Regions from separate parts of the Homo sapiens genome. Here region 2 is linked to region 1. Evidence: chromatin contacts called from ENCODE Hi-C or POLR2A ChIA-PET data. All regions are on one chromosome and are shown on one strand. The core of a region is the stretch at or near the end of the contact, and the rest is flanking DNA. Distances in the headings are between cores, read along the strand shown. Region 1 overlaps ANKRD23 (ankyrin repeat domain 23). Region 2 overlaps FAM178B (family with sequence similarity 178 member B).

Region 1 (4,932 bases), core at 715-3,214:
TTTCACCGTGTTAGCCAGGATGGTCTCAATCTCCTGTCCTTGTGGTCTGCCCGCCTCAGCCTCCCAAAGTGCTGGGATTACAGGCATGAGCCACCGCATCCGGCCCACGTGTCCCCTTTCATAAGGACATCAGTCACATTGGATTAGAGCCCACTTTAACACAAGTCATATTGGTGAGGGGCCCACCATACGCCGGTGTGACCTCATCTTAACTAATTACATCCTCAGTGACTCTGTTTCCAAATAAGGTCACATTCTGAGGTACCTGGGGTTAGTACTTCATACGAATCTTGGGGAGATACAAGTCAATCCATAACACACACGCTCACACACACACAGTCTATTCAATCTCCTGGCGTGGGATTAGAATAAGAAACTGCATTAGTACGAGCCAGCAGTGTTCCTTGGTGGGCTGCATGGGACCCGTGGGCCAGACTGGTGAAGCTGTGACATCTTGGGCACCTGCGGCCTTCGGGAGTGATTTGGTCTTGTCTTCAACTGAACCAGCCGCAGTCCCAGGCCCAGGTGGAGCCTGTGGGCCTGGAGATGTTCCTGAAGGCAGCTGCTGAGAACCAGGAGTACCTGATTGACAAGTACTTGACAGACGGAGGGGACCCCAATGCCCATGACAAGGTAGCACAGGTTGGGTGAGTCGGCTGGCAGCAGCTGCAGCTGCAGGAGCGCTGCCTTCAGTGTGTTCAAGTCCTGGCCTAGGAGGCTGCAGGGATTTTCACTCTTATGGGCATGAATCCAGTGGCACCTGCAGACGGAGGAGAGGGAGCGGCCCATCGCGTGGTGGGGGAAGTGGCAATTCCATTCAGGGACCTGGCCCTGGGAAGGGGACCGCGTGGGGTCTCTAGGGGTGGCTGCACTCCCTCTGCCTAATCTTCCATCTCTGCCCTCAGCTCCACCGCACCGCCTTGCACTGGGCCTGTCTGAAGGGTCACAGCCAGCTGGTGAACAAGCTGCTGGTGGCAGGTGCCACAGTGGACGCGCGAGACTTGGTGAGGATGGGGAAAGGCCCAGCCTCTGGTCGACGCCCAGCTTCACATCCCAGCAGCTGAGTGCTTGGGTGCTTTTGTTTTGCAGCTGGACAGGACACCTGTGTTCTGGGCCTGCCGCGGAGGACATCTGGTCATCCTCAAACAGCTGCTTAACCAGGGAGCCCGGGTCAATGCCCGGGACAAGGTGAGGGGCACGGTGCTTTGGGGGCCTGTCGGGAACACGGGAGCAGACGCTGTTCCTGGAGAAGAGAGCACGTAGTCCCATGGGTTAGGGAGGCCTCACCAATCCAGACCCAGCACTGACCCCCACTTGCTCTCAGATCGGGAGCACCCCCCTGCACGTGGCAGTGCGCACCCGGCACCCCGACTGCCTGGAGCACCTCATCGAGTGTGGCGCCCACCTGAACGCACAGGATAAGGTAAGGCAGGCGCTTGGTCTTTTCCGGCTCGGACAGCTCCAGAGGAGCAGGGACTGAGGAGCCCCAGCCAGGACCAGAGGTGCTGTCTGCTCGGTGACAGCAGCCCTGACCTTCCTGCATGAGGAGGGCAGCACGCGGAGGCAGAAGCTTGACTGCCTGCGTTCTCAGCAGGAAGGGGACACGGCTCTGCACGAGGCCGTGCGGCACGGCAGCTACAAAGCCATGAAGCTACTGCTGCTCTATGGGGCCGAGCTGGGGGTGCGGAACGCGGTGAGTGTGGGCGCAGCCCTGGCTCCTGACCCGAGGGCGGGTGGAGCGCCTGCAAGGGACTGACCCACACCGTTGCTCCCAGGCCTCCGTGACCCCGGTGCAGCTGGCTCGAGACTGGCAGCGCGGCATCCGGGAGGCCCTGCAGGCCCACGTGGCGCATCCCCGCACCCGGTGCTGACCGCAGCACCGCCCCCCGCCGCGCCTTTCGCACTGCCACCATTCCATCCTGTGCCCCGCCCCCGCGTCTGCACCTCTGTGGTTCCTGCCCTCAGCCCTGGTTCCTCCCTCTCTGGCCTGTGCCGCCTCAGCAGCCCTGGCAGAACTGAAGAGCGGCACCGGGCCCAGCAGGCAAAGAGAGAGGCCTCCCTGGCTTCGAGTGTCAGGGGAGCCGCGTTCCCTCCCAGGGCTGGAGCAGAGGACCACAAGGCAGCAGAAAGCGCGGGTCCAGATGAGGGCCAGGAAGGGGAGGAGAGTGAGGGCCAAGAACGAGCCTTAAGGGAGCAGTCCCAAGCTGGAGCCACCCAGGGCTGGGTCTGGGAGTCCTCAGTGTCCACTTGTCCCAGGTTAGGGGGCTTGCCTTGCTCTCTCCAGGGCCAGTCTGTGTGTGTGGGGACTCAGCCCGTGGCCGGCAGATGCCATCCAGGATGTACAAGGTGCAGCCAAGGCAGGCCATGCAGGGGCCGGGCCTGTCTGCAGCTGGTGGATGCCTGTGGGCATGGCTTTCTCTGGGGACCCCATTCCTGTCAGTAGCAACCCTGGCAGTGTCCGGAGCGGCTCTAGACAACTTTGGTCATAGGAACTCTGGAGGTGGGTTCTGGTCATCTGAGGTGGCTACTCAACAGGTTTGAGGCCCCACAGCAACAGAAGTCCAGGACCCACTAGGTTGCCTCAGAAGCCCTAAGACTGATGAGCTGGAGCGCGCATTTGAGAGAAGCCTCGCACCCACTGTGTACTGGCCCCGCTCAGGCCGGCCTGGCACACCGTTGCCTGCTGGCGGCTCTCATGGGGAAGCGCCTGGGCACTGGGGATTGCTTGTGGCCCACTCAACTCTTGGGGCAGTGGCCCGTAACCCTAGTTTGCCTGAGGCCCTTATGTCCCCTTATGTTCCTGGTACTGGAGCTTGAGCTCTTGCCTGGAACGCTGCAGCTGCACCCACCCTGCTTGATCCCACCTGGGAGGCCAGGACACTGAGGAGCTCTGAACCCAGCCCACAGGGAAGCAGAGGAAGGTGAGCCCCCGCCGCCCCCCAGCCCTTCCCATCCCTTCCCTGCTCCCTGGTGGTCTAAGGACCCAAGCTCCCTAGACTTCCTCTTCCACCGTCTGTACGTTTCAAATTACACTGGTGTAGGCCTGTACTGCTGGTGGGGCTGGGCCCCTAAACGCCAGAAAGTGAATCTTAAGAAGCTCTGCCCTAAACTGAGAACCACATGCTGAGGGAAGGGCTGAAAGGTGAAGGCTCAGCCTCCCTCACATGGGTCCTGGGTTACATTAGGTACCGGGCTGATTGATAGGCATTTGGCCATGGTTCCTTTTCGTCTACCTTTGGGGGCCTTCTCAGGCCCAGAACAAGGCTGTTGTTACTATGTGGAAAAGCTGACCAGTGCTGCACACTAGGGGCACACACCTTTCCATGAGCAGCTCCTGCCCTGTGGCGACAGCCAGCGTGCACCCAGACGCTGGTGCCATGGCGAAGCAGGCGTTCAAGACCATGGAGAAGACAACTCCTCATCTAGAAAATGAGGACACCTCAGTGACAAACACACCTTTTTATACCAATCAGTATCCTCTGTTCATTAAAACTGGCTATCCATTACAGCCTAGCCGTCTTTCCTGGGCCGAGAGGAGCCCATGCTTCAGTCACCAGGGACTGTCTGATAGGGCCCACGCCTGTTAGCCATGCCGGCCGACAGCAAGATAGGCCGAGTGCAGAGTGGGCGGGATGCGGGGTCCTGGCACTAGGCTTTTGTGCTTAAGGCACCTCTGCTCACTGACGACAAGGTCAAAGAGCAGTGGTTCTCCACCTCAGCTGCTTATCAGAATCACCAGGAAGGTTTAAAAAGTCCTGATGTCCAGACCCTAAGTCAGAAGCCCTGAGGGGAGGATCCAGGTATTCTCATGCAGAGGCCATGCTTGTCTATGTGGGAAATCCTAGGAATCTACAGAAAGCAGACAACTAGGGAGTCCAGCAAAATCTCGGGTGCAAGATAAACACACAAAAACCTGTTTCTACCTCCTAGAAATGAACATGTAGACACAAAAGTTAAAAATATGTACTGTTTACAATTGCTGAAAAAGGGAAATACTTCGGTTTAAATCTAACAAAATATGCAAGGACTTGTATGCTGAAAATTATAAAACGTGATGAAATCAAAGATTTAAATAGACATGCCATGTTCATGGATTGCTAGACAGAATACAGTAAAGATATCAATTCTCCTCAAATTAACATACAGGTTAAATGCAGTTCCTATCAAAATCCTAGAAGATGTTTTGTAGATGTAGACAAGGTTATTCTAAAATTCATATACAAATTTATAGCAAAAATATTTTGAAAAAGAATAGAGTGAGAGGAGGAATCAGTCCAGCTGATTTCAAGATCTACTATATAGCTATGTGAACCAAGAGTGCAATGCTGGCAGAGGCACAGACACACAGATCGACAGAGCCGAGATCATCACGGGAACAGGACCACACAAATATGCCCAGCTGACTTTAAGGTGCAAAAGTAATTCAATGGAGGAAGGACAGCCTTTCAACAAACGGTGCTGGAGCAGCTGGACCAGCTATAGGATTAAAAAAAAAGAACTTTAGCCTAAGTCTTACACATTATACAAAAATTAACATGGCTCACATGCATACTTAAATTTAAAACTATAAAACTTCTTTTAGGAAAAAACAGATAACCTTTGGGATCTAAGACTAGGTAGAGTTGTTCTTAAATGCAACACTAAAAGCAACAGTCCATAAAGGAAATATCAGTAAAGTGGACTTTATCAAAACTGAAAACTTTTGCTCTGTATAAAACCCTGTTAAGAGGGTGAAAAGATGGCCGGGCACGGTGGCTCACACCTGTAATTGTAGTACTTTGGGAGGTTGAGGCAGGCAGATCACTTGAGCTCATGAGTTTGAGACCAGGTGTGGGCAACATGGTGAAACCCCATCTCTATAAAAAATTAGCTGGGCATAGGCTGGGCATGGTGGCTCATGCCTATAATTCCAGCACTTTGGTAGGCTGAGGC
Region 2 (4,932 bases), core at 1,520-4,019, 74 kb before region 1:
AAAAATGAAAGTGAATACTAAGGCAGACCACCTGAAACAGAGCCAAGGGGAAGAGGAGGTTCTTGGAGGAACATCCACCTTGGGAGGTGGCGCCATTGGGGCAGCTCAGGCAGCTTTGGGAAGAGCAGCATGCCATCCCCACTTCTGTTCAGGGCTCCTGCAACTGCTTGCACTCTACTGAAAGCTGATGTCCCAGGCTCTGGGGATCCTCTTCCTTCACTGCCTGCGGCTATTCATTAAACATCCTGTGTGCGCTGCTTCAAAGCAGAAGGTCAGATGAAGCCAGCTCCCGCAGGCTGCCTGGTCAGATGGAGGAATGGACAAAGCCTGCGTAAAACGGCTCACGAAACCAGCCCTGACAATGACGTAGAGTTCCTTGCCTGGCAGACCAGAATCAATCCGAAAGGACAGTGCTGCCCAGTGTTGGCAGGATGTGAGGAAACAGGCATATGCTTCCCTGCTCATGAGATGCGGTCAGTAGTCCCTCTGGAGGCCAGTTTGGCAAAATCAAGCAAATGACTTTAAAATGTGCACACCCTTCAAAAAGCTAGATCGTTTTCTGGGGAACTAGATGGCAAAGATTCATTGACAAGGATGTTTGGCATAGCAATGTCATGATAGTGAAGAACTGGAAATTGCCTCAGTGCCCCACCATCGATTCAGTTCTGCCCGTGCTACGGAGTATTATATGGTACCTAAAAATGATGTCACAGGAAAATGGGAAAGTTAATGAAATACGCTGAGTGGAAAAAAGGCTTTGAAGCCATATGTAAAGTGTGATGCCAATTCTGTTTAGGGGAAAAGAAAGGCCATCTTTGGGTGTGAGGTTAATAGGAGTGTTTTTGGTTGCCTAGGGCTTATTTCCCCCTTTCTTTTTTTCTTTTTCTTTTTTTTTTTTTCCCACTCTGTCGCCCAGGCTGGAGTGCAATGGCACAGTCTCAGCTCACTGCAACCTCCGCCTCCCGTGTTTAAGCGATTCTCCTGCCTCAGCCTCCCAAGTGGCTGGGACTACAGGTGCGTGCCACCACACCCAGCTAATTTTTGTATTTTTAGTAGAGACGAGGTTTCTCCATGTTGGGCAGGCTGGTCTTGAACTCCTGACCTTGTGATCTGCCCGCCTCGCCCTCCCAAAGTGCTGGGATTATAGGCGTGAGCCACCGTGCCCATCCTCTTATTTCCCCTTTCTAAAGACCCTGTCGGCCTCCAAGCTCCTGCTCTTACCCCCACAGCCAGTTCTCACCAATTAGCCAGAATCACTTCTATTTAATAAGTTTTTAAAGTTTTGTTGGCTGGGTGCGGTGGCTCACACCTGTAATCCCAGCACTTTGGGAGGCCGAGGTGGGTGGATAACTTGAGGTCAGGAGTTCAAGACCAGCCTGGCCAACATGGTGAAACCCCGTCTCTACTAAAAATAGAAAAAAAAAAAAATTAGCTGGGCATGGTGGCATGCACCTGTAATCCCAGCTATTCAGGAGGCTGAGACAGGAGAATCATTTGAACCCGGGAGGCAGAGGTTGCAGTGAGCCGAGATTGTGCCATTGCACTCCAACCTAGGAGGCAGAGTGAGACTTCGTCTCAAAAAAAAAAAAAAATTTGGTTATAGATAATTTCAAGACATATACAAACGTTGAGAGGCTAGTAAAATGGACTCCATGTACCCATTTTCCATCTCAGCAAACACAGCCGTGGAGACTCCTCCTTCCCTCACCCATTGCCCCCCACCCCTGCCCCACATCATTGTGAATCAGAGCAAATGATTAGACTTATTTTATTCAGTACGTGTCTCTAAAAAGATAAGGTCTTGGTGGTTTGTTTGTTGTTGACAGAATCTCTTTCGCCGAGGCAGGAGTGCAGTGGTGCCATCCAGGCTCACTGCAGCTTCGACCTCCTGGGCTTAAGTGATCCTCCTGCCTCAGCCTCCCGAGTAGCTGGGACTACAGGCATGCACCATCCCACCTAGCTAACTTCTTTAAGTTTTTGTAGAGACAGGATCTCCCTGTGTTCCCCAGCCTGGTCTTAGACCCCTGGGCTCAAGTGATCCTCCCACCTTGGCTTCCCAAAGTGCTGAGATCACAGGCATGAGCCACAGTGCCCAGCCCTTGGTGGGTATTTTAAAACATAATTACAACATTATGATGACACCTAAAACACTGAACCATAAAAGAACTGTCATAAGCAATTGAGTCACTTCCCTGCTCCAGAATCTTCCAAGACTTTGCATCATCTTGGAAGGAAGCCTGGAGTCTTTAAGGTGGCCGCTAAGGCCCCTTTGCGGTGTGGCCCTGCCCTCTGCTCTTCTTCTCCCTGTCCCTGCGGTGCACTGGGCACTTGTGTCTTGATGCCCACCCTCCCTCATGCCCGCACGTTGGTAGGAGACTCCCCCCTTCTCATCATGGTGGTCTCTGCTCACATGTCACTGCCTCAGAGAGGTTTCACCTGATCCTTTTTTCCAAATGAGCTGCCACCTCAGGGCTCTGCACAACCTCCCTTTCCTTCATTTTTCTCCACGGACTACCAGGACCAGAAGTGAACTATGACCAGCCCTCCCCATGAGTATGAGCTCCCTGGGCGGGAGGGCCCCGTCCATCTCCCCCATGTCTGCATCCTCAGCACCCAGAACAGAGCGTGGACTAGAATATCACGGGTGCTGAGTAAATATTTGGCAAATAAGTAAAAGCCAACAATGTTTGGCTCTCTTCTGATCTCTTCCTGTGATGGAAATACATTGAGGTTTGCGGGGGGTGTGGGCTTCCTTCCTGTGTTGAGGAGGCGTCTTCCTCGCACCCTCCTCTGCACAGAAGCCGGGAGTCAGGCACTCCTTTGTTCCACCTCTGGGAGCGAGACCCAGGCCTAACCACTTGGATGCTCCTGAGGAAAGGACTCAGGGACGGCAGTCCTCACAGGCTTTTCTGGCCAGGGACCCTGCTGCTCCACACCCCTTGGCCAGGTTCTCCATCTTCCTGTGAATTCTGGAGCACCCCAGGATCCTCTCAGTGTTCTTATGTCTGGAGCAGCCAGCCAAGCAGGTTCTGTGTGGCCACCAAGGAGGAACTGACTGATGGAGCGGAAGTGCAGACAGGCTAGGGAGAGAGCAGCCTCACGCTCGTCAGGTCCTTGCGCACTGGGGATAAGAGCTGGGACAGGCGCAGATGCACCGTGGCTTCCCTCGAAACCCTCGTTTCCCTCCCATTTTGTTCACTTCCTCACTGTGGGGCCAGAGGGCCCCACCTTTCCTTCTCCCCTTACCACTGCCCGGCCCTGGGTCAGCTCCTGGACCCCTTCTCCACTGTGGACTCCCTGCCTGCCTGTTCTCAGACTTGAAACTGCACGGCCAAACAGTGATGCCACATGCATGTCCCTTGTCCCCACCTTGGCTCTTGACCCCTTCAGGCTGCCCGGAGCCACAGCGAGTTCCTGGCCAGCCTCCTGGGGACCTTAGCAGACTCCATGCTTCCTGCTGCTGAAGCCTCTGCACTCCCAGCGAACAGCCACCCCCACTAGACAAACGCAGTGCTCTCAGTTCTCACCTCCCTGCTGCCCACTGCACCCTTAATTCTGGATCCTGGCAGTCCTGCCTCTCCCAAAACCTTCTGCAGTCATCCCTTATTCTTGTACCGTTTGCTTTTTGTTCACTAGCTTTCTCTGCAGCAAATAAATGCGTTCCTGCGTCTCCTACCTTAAAACAGCCGTTCTGTCTCCACCCACATCTCCCTCGAGCTCCTGCCGCAGCTCCAAGCTTCCTCCCCCAGTTCTCTTTCACTCATGGCTGAATCCTGCCCACCCTCGGGCAGGTTGGATTCTTCGGAGCTCAGAGTGTCACAGAGAGCTCTCACTGTGGGCGGGTGAGGCCAGAAGGTCTGGAAGGAGGCAGTCAAGGCCCAGTCAACCTGGAGATTTCAGAAGGGCACCAAACCTGGAGGAAGGAACAAGAGGCAAGATGAAGGTCGCATCCGGAGCCTGGGCTGGAGCTGGGAGGCAGACAGCAGCGTGAAGGTGGGCGGCGGTCAGGCCATGATCGCCAGGAGGGGGACATGGCTGGAGAGGACGCGGCTCCCTCTCAGGTGGGATGTCTGAAGGACCTAAAGGGCCAGGAGCTGAGGAGACACCTCTTGGGGCACCAGGCACTCCAGCCAAGCTGCTCCGTCACCAGGGACCTCTCGGGCTCTTCCTGATGAGCAACCAGCACTTCCTTCCCTGGGCTTCCCAGGGCCCTCCTGGCTTCCTCAGCTGCCCTCAGGGATACCCCTCCCCCACCAGCCCTCGAGTCTTGGTGGGCCTCAGGATTCCACCCTAGCCCTTACTGTGACACAGGCCCATGAAGTCGGGGGTGCTAGGTGCCCCCCACTTGCCCCGATCCAGGACTGGGGCACTCTTTCCACTGCTGGGGGTGGCAGAGGAGTCACCTCTGCCAAAGGTGGTCACCTTACCAGGGCTGGGCCCCTTCCTTGGCAGCAGCCCAGTGCTGAGACACAAAGATCTTCCCCGTTGCCTTAGTTGAGGATGTCTCCGAAGGACCCTGCTGGCTCCGGAGTCCTTGTGGGGTCAGCTGAGGCCTTCACTGGCTGCGTGGCAGCCTGGTTTCCTTTGTCTCTCCCCGCATAAATTCCCTGCATCCTCTCTCCCTACGTAAATTCCCTGCTTGCTAATATCCATTTCAGAGCCTACTTTCTGGGGAAGCCAGCCTGAGACACCATCTCATCTGCACCCGAGGCCTCAGCTCCAGGCACATGCTAGCAGCTCCCAAATGAATACCTGTGGCCAGACTTTGCTGCTGAGCACCTATCTGTGTGGCACATGTCTGGGATTCAGCATGTGGGAAGCAGGAGTCACCGCCTTCCCAGGAGGACCCCTTCCCTGTCTTCCATGGCTCCATGAGTGGCACCAGTGTCTGCCCACTGCCCAGGCCTGGAGTCCTATGGACAGATTCGGTGC

The links. A loop is a pair of places that touch in the nucleus more often than their neighbours do. ChIA-PET counts read pairs that join two places held with the same protein, here RNA polymerase II (POLR2A). Pooled maps may share reads with other maps.
Region 2: a pooled map shows a loop between it and region 1 (4-fold over the local background). The contact joins two enhancer-like sites. A Hi-C loop is called at or near these places in 3 of 50 pooled maps. POLR2A ChIA-PET finds 5 or more read pairs at or near these places in 4 of 52 experiments (IMR-90, activated CD4-positive, alpha-beta T cell, activated naive CD4-positive, alpha-beta T cell and 1 more).

Annotation. Positions count from the first base shown.
Region 1 is chr2:96,836,488-96,841,419 of GRCh38, reverse strand. ANKRD23 (ankyrin repeat domain 23) reads left to right here. Exons shown (of 9, transcript NM_144994.8): 4 at 508-633; 5 at 906-1,004; 6 at 1,090-1,188; 7 at 1,325-1,423; 8 at 1,595-1,693; 9 at 1,776-3,508. The coding sequence ends at 1,871. It also overlaps a transcript of CNNM3 not described here. Among named protein-coding and RNA genes, the nearest start is that of ANKRD23, 5.1 kb to the left of the region's middle. RefSeq lists silencers at 1,545-1,644, 1,785-1,844 and enhancers at 2,984-3,538, 3,539-4,095. Within about 2 kb of position 1,964, at least 4 of the 41 ENCODE cell types and tissues checked have a DNase peak (open chromatin) inside an H3K27ac peak, as active enhancers do.
Region 2 is chr2:96,911,773-96,916,704 of GRCh38, reverse strand. The region is part of intron 12 of FAM178B (family with sequence similarity 178 member B); the gene reads left to right. Among named protein-coding and RNA genes, the nearest start is that of SEMA4C, 44 kb to the right of the region's middle. RefSeq lists an enhancer at 2,782-3,469. Within about 2 kb of position 2,769, at least 6 of the 41 ENCODE cell types and tissues checked have a DNase peak (open chromatin) inside an H3K27ac peak, as active enhancers do.